2 separate regions of the Homo sapiens genome follow, and region 2 is linked to region 1. Evidence: chromatin loops called from intact Hi-C (ENCODE). Cell type or tissue: PC-3. All regions are shown on one strand. Each heading gives the region's core, and the rest is flanking DNA. Links, peaks and the distances in the headings are about the cores only.

Region 1 (5,381 bases), core at 110-5,109:
AATAACCAAAAGCAAATGTTTCCTTCAAGTGTGAAATGTGCAGGGGCTTCGTGGGCAAGGATGTATTGGCACACTGTCCTCTTGAACTGATAGTGTCCCAGCAATGTTGGAGGGTTGGCACCATTCCTGGTCCGACACTTGAGGACCTGAGAGACATCAGGTTTAGAATGAGCCAAAGAAATCCTACAAGATGGGGAGAATTGGTGTGCAGCAGCCTAAGTGTTATAGTTAAGTCTAAAGAAGTATGAAAGATCCCCTGTGTTCTCTAAATTGAGCAGAGGGGCCTGCCTACCAATATCACTTTTTAGGGGACTGAACCATTGCAGGTTAGACTTGGCTTCCAAAGAGTCTGCCTAAGCCAGGGGTGGCAGGGTAGGCCATCATAGCTGGATGGCCTCAAAAGCAGATGGGGGCAGACTTGCCCTCGTGATGCCAGGATTTGAGAGGCAGAGTTTCTAGAGGGAGACCAGTGCTGCCTCTCACAGTGGCAGTTTTTTCTCTTTGCAAGAGGAGGGGCTGTTCAATTCCATAGACCAGTGGGCAGATAGCCAGTTGAATACTCTGTGCATGGTTTGATCCTTTATTAGTTCGCTCTAATATTTTTCTGTAGATCCTTTTGTCCTGGACTCAAAATCTAATCCATGCATTGTATGATACCGTAGCTCTCCTAAGGTTTGTGTTTCCTTCAAAATGTTTTAGTTTTCTTCAACTAAATTTGATTTTTGCTGTTAGAAGTGACATATTTTTATGGTATACACTATGTTCCTTTTTTCTACTGCGAGTCAATTTTTTGAATTTTCGTGAGAAAGAATATATCTACAAATTGCACGAAAGTATCATAAAAACAGTACTCTAGACTTTTCTTTTCTTTTCTTTTTTTTTTTTTTTTTTTTTTTGAGATGGAGTCTCGCTCTATCGCCCAGGCTGGAGTGCAGTGGCGCGATCTTGGCTCACTGCCATCTCTGCCTCCTGGGTTCACGCCATTCTGCCTCAGCCTCCAGAGCAGCTGGGACCACAGGCGCCCGCCACCACACCTGGCTAATTTTGCTTTGTATTTTCAGTAGAGACGGGGTTTCACCATGTTAGCCAGGATGGTCTCGATCTCCTGACCTCGTGATCCGCCCACTTCGGCCTCCCAAAGTGCTGGGATTACAGGCATGAGCCACTGCGCCCGGCCTACTCTACACTTTTTTTAACCCTAAGAATTACCACTACAGTAATGTAGTGGAGTGGGAAGAGTGCCTGGAATCAGAAGACCCTGTTGAGGCTGAATTTAGCTGTATGACCTCATGCAAGCCATTTAAACTCTGTGCCTCAGCGTCCTCATTTTTAAAAGGAGGTTTGATCTCTATGTTTACTTCCAGCTCTGATTCTGGGATTCTAATCCACAGGACTTGGGTGTTAGGGTGGAACCTAGAACTGTGCTGTCCAGTGCAGTAGCCACTAGCCACATGTGGCTACTGAGCACTTGCAATGTGGCTAGTACAAAGTGAGATGTGCTATCAATGTAAGATACATACCAGATTTTGAAGACTAGTATTACCAAAAGAATGTAAAATATCACATTAATAATTTTATATTAATTACATGTTCAAATGATATTTTGGATATACTGAATTAAAACATTAAAATTAGTTCTACTTGTATCTTTTTACTTTTTTAATGTGGCTAGAAGAAAATAAAATTATACATGTGGCTCAGATTATATTTCTATTGGACAGCGCTGCTCTAGAACATTATATTAAGTGGTTATTATTGAAGTAGACCAAAGTTTATACCATAAGGATATTTTTCCTTAAATACCATGTTTGAAGAACAATTATTTATTGATCCTTGAATCTGTAAGATCAAATAACAAGTCTCTATCCATGTTACCAAATTTAAACTTTTGAAAATAATAAACTTTAAAATATCAGATGTGTTATTACAGGATGATACTTGGAATCAAGTGAAATGAGTTATATGGTCATCACTAAATTTAGAAATCTATTGTGAAACAAAGACAAACAGGAAAGTACAGAATAGAGACTTTTAGTAAATAAATGGAATTTAAAAGAAAGTGTTTATTTACAGTGTCACGACAGAAAAGGATGTCTTTGTTGTCATAGTCTTTGAGGGATCTCCGTAAAATCTGGGGCACAGGTACAAGAAATAGCCAATATTTAGTTCCCAGACCATGTTTAGTAGTGTCCAGTTTCAGATCATGCTGCCAAGAGGTATCTCCCCCTCAGGTGGGTCATCACTGAGCCCTGGAATTGGAGACTCATACTTGCCCAGCACAATGTTACGGGCAGACAGGCCGACATCTATGATTAGCTAGAAGCCATAAAGAAAAGCTGCTAAGTGGCCACTAGGTGCCACTTTTCTGTTTTTGTAATGCTTTCATTAGCAGATCTTTTTTTTCCAAGCTCCATGGGGCCTATGAGAGGCATTTATGATTTTTGTGCCTACAATAAGTCAGCCTGTCTGGTGTGAGTTGTTTTATGAGAAATGCTTTCCAAGGGAGGTCTAGGAAGATCCTGACACATAAGAACTTTGGCTTAGAGAGCTTTCCAGGTGTAGTGCCAATAAAAACTGACCTGGAAAGAAAACCTGCCCAGCACGGAACATGCTTTCTGAACTCACTTGAGAGTGTATGGTGTATGTCACTTCTCATATATTCTTGAGTTTAGATTTGTCTTTTATACAATTTTTAGCTCTTTTCCAGTTCACTTGTGCTCGTCTGTATATTGGTATTTTTAAATTTTTGTGGTAAATAATGAAAAGAGTGAAATTATATTTTATAATTACTCATTTGTAGTTTTTTTTTTTAATTTAATAAACTTCCTCCAAAAAGTGCTCCCTTAACTACTTTCTAATGTGGAAACATAGATTAAGGAAACCATCCAGTGCCCTCAAACCACTGGGCAGAGGGGTACATTGAACTCTGTTACTATATATATTTCTGGGTATGTTCCCCAGGGTATACTAACTGCTGTAACAACTCCAAAATCTCAGTGGTTTAACCAGTAAAGGTTTCCTTGTGCTCACGTCAGACTCCAACGTCATCAGCCTTATCTGTCCCTCTGACTCTCTCCTCCTCCCTTTCTGCCTCTTCCTCATTCCATCCCTCAGCTTTGCTTTCCTATGAGCTGGTTTTATCTTCCGGTGGACCCTCTCCGCATAATGACACTCAGAAGTTCCAAGCGTATATTGTTCTTATACCTGACAATTTCAGTGGAAAGAGAGCCTCTCTATTTCCTAGTAATTCACATGCACATATGCATTGACTGGGCCTCTGGATCAACTTGGTTTACCTGGACTTTCTGTTGTGTGGTTGCAGTATCTACACTAATTCTAGAGAGTCAACCATCATGAATTATAAGGTTCTATTGTCCCTTCTGCAGATAACCCTGTCCTCCCTCAGGCCCCAGGCTGTCTAGCTGTTGGCATCTGACATCTTTTCCCCTTCAAGGATGCCTTTAAAGTTTATTTTAATTTATTTAATCAGAATTAAAATGTTAGGAAGGGAAGGCAAAATAAGCAGTAGGTTCTTTCCAGGTCAACAGCCTGGAATATACAGATTAGCCAGGCTGTGATACATGCTCAACCTTGGGTTGAAGTTTGGCGAGGCAGCCCTGTTGGAATCTGGGGATCTCCCATGGGGATCTTCCAACACACTGGACTCTCCTCTTCCCCAGGTCTCCCACTGCCAGCACAAGAGGCTGTGAAGGTGAAGAGGATACAGATTTAAGAGATTTGTATTACAGAAGTAGGATGGCAAGAACTTGAGGACCAATTGCATATGGGAAATGTTGAAGCAAAAGCAGTGAACAATGACTCAAGTTTCTGGCCCCAGGGGTCTGGATTGCAGTGCTGTTCAAGAGGTAAGAGTTACATGAGGAGAGACAACTTTGGGGTAGAAGATGCATCACTTCTAGACAAATTGTGTTCAGGTGATGTCTAGCAGATAGTTGGATATGTGAGTATGGAGGATGGGAGAGAAAGCTGAGATGAGCGGCACACTGAAGCTTTTGAGCCTCAGTTTCTTCATTCGTAAAGTAGACTTCATTTGTAAATACCCTTGCAGAGCTTTAGTGAGGATTAAATTAGCTTATGTAAAGTGCTTACACATTGTCTGACAGTAATTTTAACAATGATCATTATATGTTAATTTATAAGCTCTACAGTATGATAATAAATGTTGGAAATTAGTGTTATAGAGAAGCTTCATCATTAAGTTAGTAAAAAATTCCTGAGACTATATAGCAAACAAATATATAAGTAGTACAACAGTAATTTAAGCCTTGCAAAAGTTTAACCCAAATAACAGTAGAAATTCATAACCAATGGGAAAGCGTTAAGTACCTAGAGAACCCAACTGAGGTAGGGTGTTTGGGAAGACGTATATCTACAGCACAAAGAGGTAAACAATTTTGTTTGCTAAGGTGGACATCTATAAGGCATTTTAAAAGAAAGTTGAAATGGTTCCTAATAAATGACATCATTTGTTTCAATGACAATTTGTTTCAAATAAGTAAGCACTTATTTATCCTGTGCTATGCTCTTAGAGACAATTGAAAACGCCACAGTCCCTGCTCTTAAGAGACTACAGTTTGGTAGAAAGACAGTGGAAAGCAGTAACTATAGAATGTGATAGCTGCTACTTTAAAGGGATGTGCAAAGTGCTAATAGAGTATGGGAAGGTCAGGCTTTAACTTTGCTTGTGAAGAGTCATCAAAATATGTTATACTCTGGCAGTTTTTTCCTATTTATCCAGCCCAGTGGTTTTCAAATTTATTTGCATCAGAATTACATGGAGGACTTGTTAAAACACAGATTATGGGTCTCCTCACGCCCATAATTTCTGATTCAGTTGGTCTGACTTGGAGCTTGGGAATTTGCATTTCCAGTAAGTTGTCATGTGATGCTGAGGCATCTGGCCTGGGGACCACACTTTGAGAACCGCTGATCTTGCCATTCACAAACAACAAATGGACGTATCCACAGACCTCTTATTCTAGGGCTCTTCTGAGGAAAGTAGAGTAGGGAACAGAGGGCCTCAGGAGGCCTACCTACTTATTTTGCCTACCCTACTGCTTATTTTGCCTTCCGTTTATAACATTTTAATTCTGATTAAATACATTAAAATGAACTTTAAAGGCACCCTTGAAGGGGAAAAGACGTCAGAAATAGCCAACAGCCAGACAGCCTGGAGCCAGAGAGGGGAAGGGATGTGCAGAAGGGACAAGAGAACCTCTTGTAATTCATGATGGTTGACTCCCTAGAATTGGTGTAGGTACTGCAACCACACAGCGGGCTCTTCTTGCCTGCTGTCCAGATAGAACCGATTTATCAAGATGGGGAAATTGCAATAAAGAGTTTCATAAACGCAGAGCCAA
Region 2 (5,381 bases), core at 287-5,286, 140 kb after region 1:
CTTGAACCTGGGAGGCGGAGTTTGCAGTGAGCTGAGATAGTGCCACTGCACTCCAGTCTGGGCAACAGAGCGAGACTCCATCTCAAAGAAAAAAAAAAAAAAAAAGCAGACAACTCAGAGATGAGGCAGAAGAGGGAACCAGTGGAGAGACTGGGCACAAAGAGAAAAGACTTGTAGGGTAAGAGGAGACTCCACCTGCCATTGCCGACTTTGAAGGGACCATAAGCCAAGGAATGCAGGTGATCCCTTGAAGTTGAGAACAACCCCCACAGCCAGCAAGGAAATAATGATAAAGCCTCAAGTTCGCCCATCATGGATCCTGGTGGCACTACTCCCTCCTTAGTGTCTTTCCCCAGGCTGTCAGTCAGAGTTATTCCCTGCATTTAATATGTCATTGTGCATATGTGGGGTTTTTTTGTTTTTTAACATAAAGGGACTTAAGGAATATGCAGACCCCAAAGACTCAGCACTGGGCAAGCCAGCCATAAACACTTCCCTTTTTTTTTTTTTTCTTTTTTGAGACGGAGTCTCTCTCTGTCACCCAGGCTGGAGTGCAATGGTGCGATCTTGGCTCACTGCAACCCCCGCCTCCTGTGTTCAAGCGATTCTCCTGCCTTAGCCTCCTGAGTAGCTGGGACTACAGGTGCGTGCCACCACGACTGGCTAATTTTTGTATTTTTAGTAGAGACAGAGTTTCACCATATTGGCCAGGCTGGTCTCGAACTCCTGACCTTGTGATCCGCCTGCCTCGGCCTCCCAAAGTGCTGGGATTACAGGCGTGAGCCACCGTGCCTGGCCAATGCTTACCTTTTTACATGAATTCAACCTGTGAGACAGTGAGAAATTACTTAACTTTGAACTTTTGGTCTTTCTTCTTCAAAACTTGAGATAATATATACAGTCCTCTGCATGTAAGAAGACAGAATGAGTGTACTTTTTATCTCCAAATTTGTATGTAAGGATATTTGAAAGGGAGTCAAGTGTGTAGTTTAGAAATAGTCTTCTTAAACATTCACATAGCTCCTTTCACAAAAATAAAATTCTCTGAGCCCTTTTCATTATGATTTACCAAGTCTGGTCTTGTTTTCACTGTTGTCATTGTTGTTGTTTAAAGAAAATTCTTTTCTAGTTGATTTCTGGAAGTTGAATGGCAGGGAGATGAAGGTACCTTAAAGGTAAATTTTTGCATGACTAACTTGTCCCTCTTGTGCTAATTATACGTGCTTTCACTTTTCTCCAACAGTCTCCAAGTTCATCTTCCCTCTGGCCTTTGATGTGTGTCTGTCAGCTAATATTTTTATACAGGTAATATTTTCGAGTTCCTGCCAGAAGAATTCCAGGGAAAACTTTCTCATCTTGCTTTCCGGGTCTCTCCTGCCTCTCTCCCTCCCTCTTCCTAATCTGCTCTTTGTTCTCATGGCGTCCTCTCCTATTTTCCCAGGCCGCCAGCCCCTTTGACTCCCCGTCAAGGCCAGGTGCTGGCCAGTCACCTCACCGAGGACCCCGGTGGTCCCCAGAACCCTTTGTCTTCCTGTCTTATGCCATGACTGCCCTGTGACCGCTGCTTCCAGGCTGTAGGGCACTGCTAGAAAAAATGATGAATCACTGCTGTCTCTTCAGCAGACTAATTAATAGACAGCAGTCCTTTGATTCTTCATCTCCTGTTGACTTCCCAACCCATTTCCTTCAGTAGCTCTTAGAATGCTTTTTACACAGTTTGTAAGTCCCAGTCTGCAGTCTCCACTCAATCTCTAAGGATGACATCACTACCTTATTTTATTGAGAAGATCTGGGTCAGGGGACACAATTCAAATGTCAACAGGGGCCATCGAAATTATTGAAATGAAAGGGGTGTTAGGCAGGGGCTGTTGTAGACTTGCAGGAGGCTGGCCTTGCCCAAGGAGGGGCAGCACTCATTGGAGTCCGGGGAAAGCTGGGCTCAGTATTGCCCCATCTTCTGTTTTCTCTAGAAAAATCAAATATCTGGTTTTCTAGTGAAATCTCTACCTGTTGAAGTCACATTTTTGGAAATACTGTGTGGGCTAGAACAAAACACATCTGGGAGCTAGTCATCTTGATTCTAGGGCTTCTCTTTCTTTTTTCACCTCACCGTATTTCTCTATATTCATTTGCCAGCATTTCTTTGTCTCCAGGGTCACTTCTTTTCCTTCCTGTCTCACATGTCCAGTTGTTTTCTCTCTACCTTTTATCTGCATAAAAACATTCAGGATGTCCCCCTTCCTAAGCACATAACTAATGACTCCTCCTTCTGTGCTACTCCCCGTGTCCCGTCTTTTCTTCGTTCTTTCATACTGAGTTTATAAACAGTGAAGGGGTCTACGTTCATTGCTCTTACTTCTTCACTCCTTTTAACACCTACAGTCGTTTGTCTTCACGACTTCTCTGAAGCTGTCTCATTCCCTGGACCCTATGATTGTACTAACCCGAATTTTCCTCTCTGAGCACTACTTTGCCGTCTGTTTTCACCAGCTCATCTTGCTACATCCTAACCATGTTATTTCTCCATCTTACTCACTTTTCCTTCTTAAATAGCCCCCATAACTACCCTTAATTATAAGTTATTTTTTCCTGGTTTTTCCTAGTATTTCATCTGCCCATCTCATGTGACAGCCTTATGTTAGATTACATTATAGGTCATTAATATGCTTCTCCTAATGGATCATGAAATTTTTTTTTCCCAGAAAGAGACTTTACCTTATTATTAAGTTTTTTTGGTTCCCTATACCATGTAGCCCAGTGGTAGGTATCGAATACATTTTTTAAATGATAACTTTCACATTATTAGTAATTAAAACCTAAGACCATAGGATACCTCTGATACCGCCACCACCAAGCCCAGCAGATTAGAACTTATGAAGGTTTTTTTGCCACATGCTAGGTTTGGCCCATGATAGTCAAAGAAAAAACTATGTCTCTCACTTGAATGCTTCTTCCACAGAAGATTAGCTCTGTGATTGTATTCCAGGACAGCTGACTCCACCTGCTGTTCGCAAAATATGGAAAGTATATTATTTGCATAGCAAGGATGGGTTTTCTTCAGAAGTACTGTTCTAGACAGAAATTGGTAAAAACTCAAGTGAATCAAAAGCCTTTAGGATAAAACCCCATTTAGAATAGTGATGGGGGACAGGGGTGAAGAAAAGAGGTAGTCCCTCAAAGTTAAGCTTTAGTTTGAGGAGGAGATTTTAACTTTTAATTACGGATAACAACTACTAAAAATGGATAATAATGAGGACTTTTGGGGCAGTGGGTGAGGGCTTATTGTTTGCTAAGCTCTCTATGTGAATTACATCACTTAATTCTCACACAGTAAGTGGGAATTATGGAATCTCCATTTTATAGATGAGGACCCTGAAGCACAGAGAAGTTAAGTCAGCTTGTTTAAGGCCACACGGTCAGCAAGTACTGGAGCTGGGATTCAGCCAAATCCCAGAGCCCATCCTACTAACCGCTCTGTACCAGAAAAGGGAGTTGAGGAGGGAAAGAAAGGATCAGTCTGGAACATCTGTTTCCTACCCCTGTTACTAGGATCTAAATACTACTTTATAATAAGTCTGTTCCTGCCCCAAAGGCAATTTTGTGGCACCTTTGCACATTGTGCCTCAGTTTATCTTCCATATTACTCAGTGTTAGCAGAAGAGGAAAGCACACTGGTTTTGTTCTGTCTGTCTTTCTAATCTATATCAATAAAGGGCAGAATATCAATAAGGAAAAATTAACCTACGTGAATTTTAAAGGTGAACTGGAATGTATTAAATTGTACCTGCAAATACAATTCAGACCATGGGGTGCTCTACAGGCCCAATAACTCAGGTTCTTCAGTGAATAACTTGGAAGGAAAAAGAAAAAAGATGAAGAAGGAACCTGTAGATTGAAACACTGTTTAAAGATCTATCAACCAACCACAGTGGTGGGTCCTAATGAAACCCTAATTTAAACAAATGGTTTTTAGATACAACTTTTATAAAATAATTGGGAATGTGATCACTGACTAGAAATGGGGTGATGCTGGCATAGAAATTCCTCTCCCTAGCAATAGGAATTATTGCTAATTTGGGGGAATATGATAATAGTCTTACAATTACCTTTTAGACATATGTACTAAAATATTCATGGAACAAATGATAGGATTTCTTGGATTTGCTGCAAGATAATATGGGAGTGTGGGTGGTGGGAGGATAGATGGAACCAGATTGGCATGGGTGGTGATTATTGAAGCTGGTCATGGGTACTTGGCACTTCATTGTCTTAATCTACTTATGTTGGTACATCTTTGACATTTTCCATAATGAAAGTTTCAGGAAAAAAAATAAACTGGTAAATCCAACTTAAGCAATAAATTAATTTAAAACTTAAAATACTTAAGGTATTTTAAAGTCTGGAAAGGTTGTTTGGTCTCAGTGAAGTTTAATCCTGGCTCAGCATTCAGATCAAGTAGATATTGTCGGGACACTGATTGAAACCCAAGATAAGTTTATATCCCATATCATTAAGGAGACATTCTGGACTTAAAAAAGTTTAAGAGGTGGGGTATTGCTATGTTGCCCAGGCTGGCCTCAAACTCCTGGGCTCAAGCAATCCTCCTGCCTCAGCCTCCCAAGTAGATGGGATTGCAGGCTCTCACCACGGTGCCCAGCCACCAGACTTTTTAATTTTTAAGGGCAACGGGAAAAGAATAAAATTTGCCTTTAATCTAACTCATCTTTCCTCTTAAGAGACTACATGGCATGGACCCATAGTGGCCTCAAAAAGTTACAGCCCTTGATGGTGTTGTGAAGAAGAAGGGTCATGGGATCTCATAAGAAAGAGAAGTTGTCATTAATGCTGGTCAGGCAGTTAGGCAAATGTAGCCACAGTAATCTTAGAAGTTATTTTTTCATGTTTTCTGGTTCATTAGGGAGATTTTGCTTTTAATCTCAAAAAGTACTGCTGTATTCTTTTTTGTATTGGTTGACTATTTAAAAATCAAAGTTTGCAGGGGAGAGTGTTCTTAAGTGATATATTAAGCTTAGGATAGTGTGTTTAATTACTGCTTTCTGTAGAAGTTAAGAATGCCAGTGTTACATCTTTCTTCACCAAGCCCATCTCATTCAGCTTCCAACTGTGTAAGGATGAGGGATGGAAGTGGAGGGGCCTTGTTTTGCTTTGGAAGCAGATATGATGCCAGGATGTTCTCAATCACGGAGTGCTTGTGGGTGTAGTGGGTCACTTAACAGAGCCGGCTTCCCTAGCCAGCCTTCTCCTTCCAGCCTCTCCCAGACTTCTCCCGTCTTCTAGAAACTTCCTTCCTAAAATTATTTAATGGCTTTGCTTCCATGACCTGTGTTCTTTCCCAGTGAATTTATCAATAACCCATCTTG

What was found. A loop is a pair of places that touch in the nucleus more often than their neighbours do. Peaks named below come from ENCODE experiments on the same cell type or tissue, not always from the same donor. Only the 100,000 strongest peaks of a DNase experiment are listed, where the experiment ranks them.
Region 2: a loop joins it to region 1, with 9 times the contacts of the local background. A loop is called at or near these places in 11 of 110 quality-filtered maps.

What each region holds. Positions count from the first base shown.
Region 1 is chr12:27,422,452-27,427,832 of GRCh38, forward strand. It overlaps BMAL2 (basic helix-loop-helix ARNT like 2), which reads left to right. Exons shown (of 17, transcript NM_020183.6): 17 at 1-2,835. The region is part of intron 1 of BMAL2-AS1 (BMAL2 antisense RNA 1); the gene reads right to left. It also overlaps a transcript of SMCO2 not described here. Among named protein-coding and RNA genes, the nearest start is that of BMAL2-AS1, 21 kb to the right of the region's middle. In PC-3, for the core only: CTCF peaks have their summits at 347 and 2,345 (motif pointing right); a DNase peak (open chromatin) is centred at 2,360.
Region 2 is chr12:27,563,373-27,568,753 of GRCh38, forward strand. The region is part of intron 1 of PPFIBP1 (PPFIB scaffold protein 1); the gene reads left to right. Among named protein-coding and RNA genes, the nearest start is that of PPFIBP1, 42 kb to the left of the region's middle. In PC-3, for the core only: a CTCF peak has its summit at 3,022 (motif pointing left); no DNase peak of the experiment used is centred there; H3K27ac peaks cover 1,056 bases.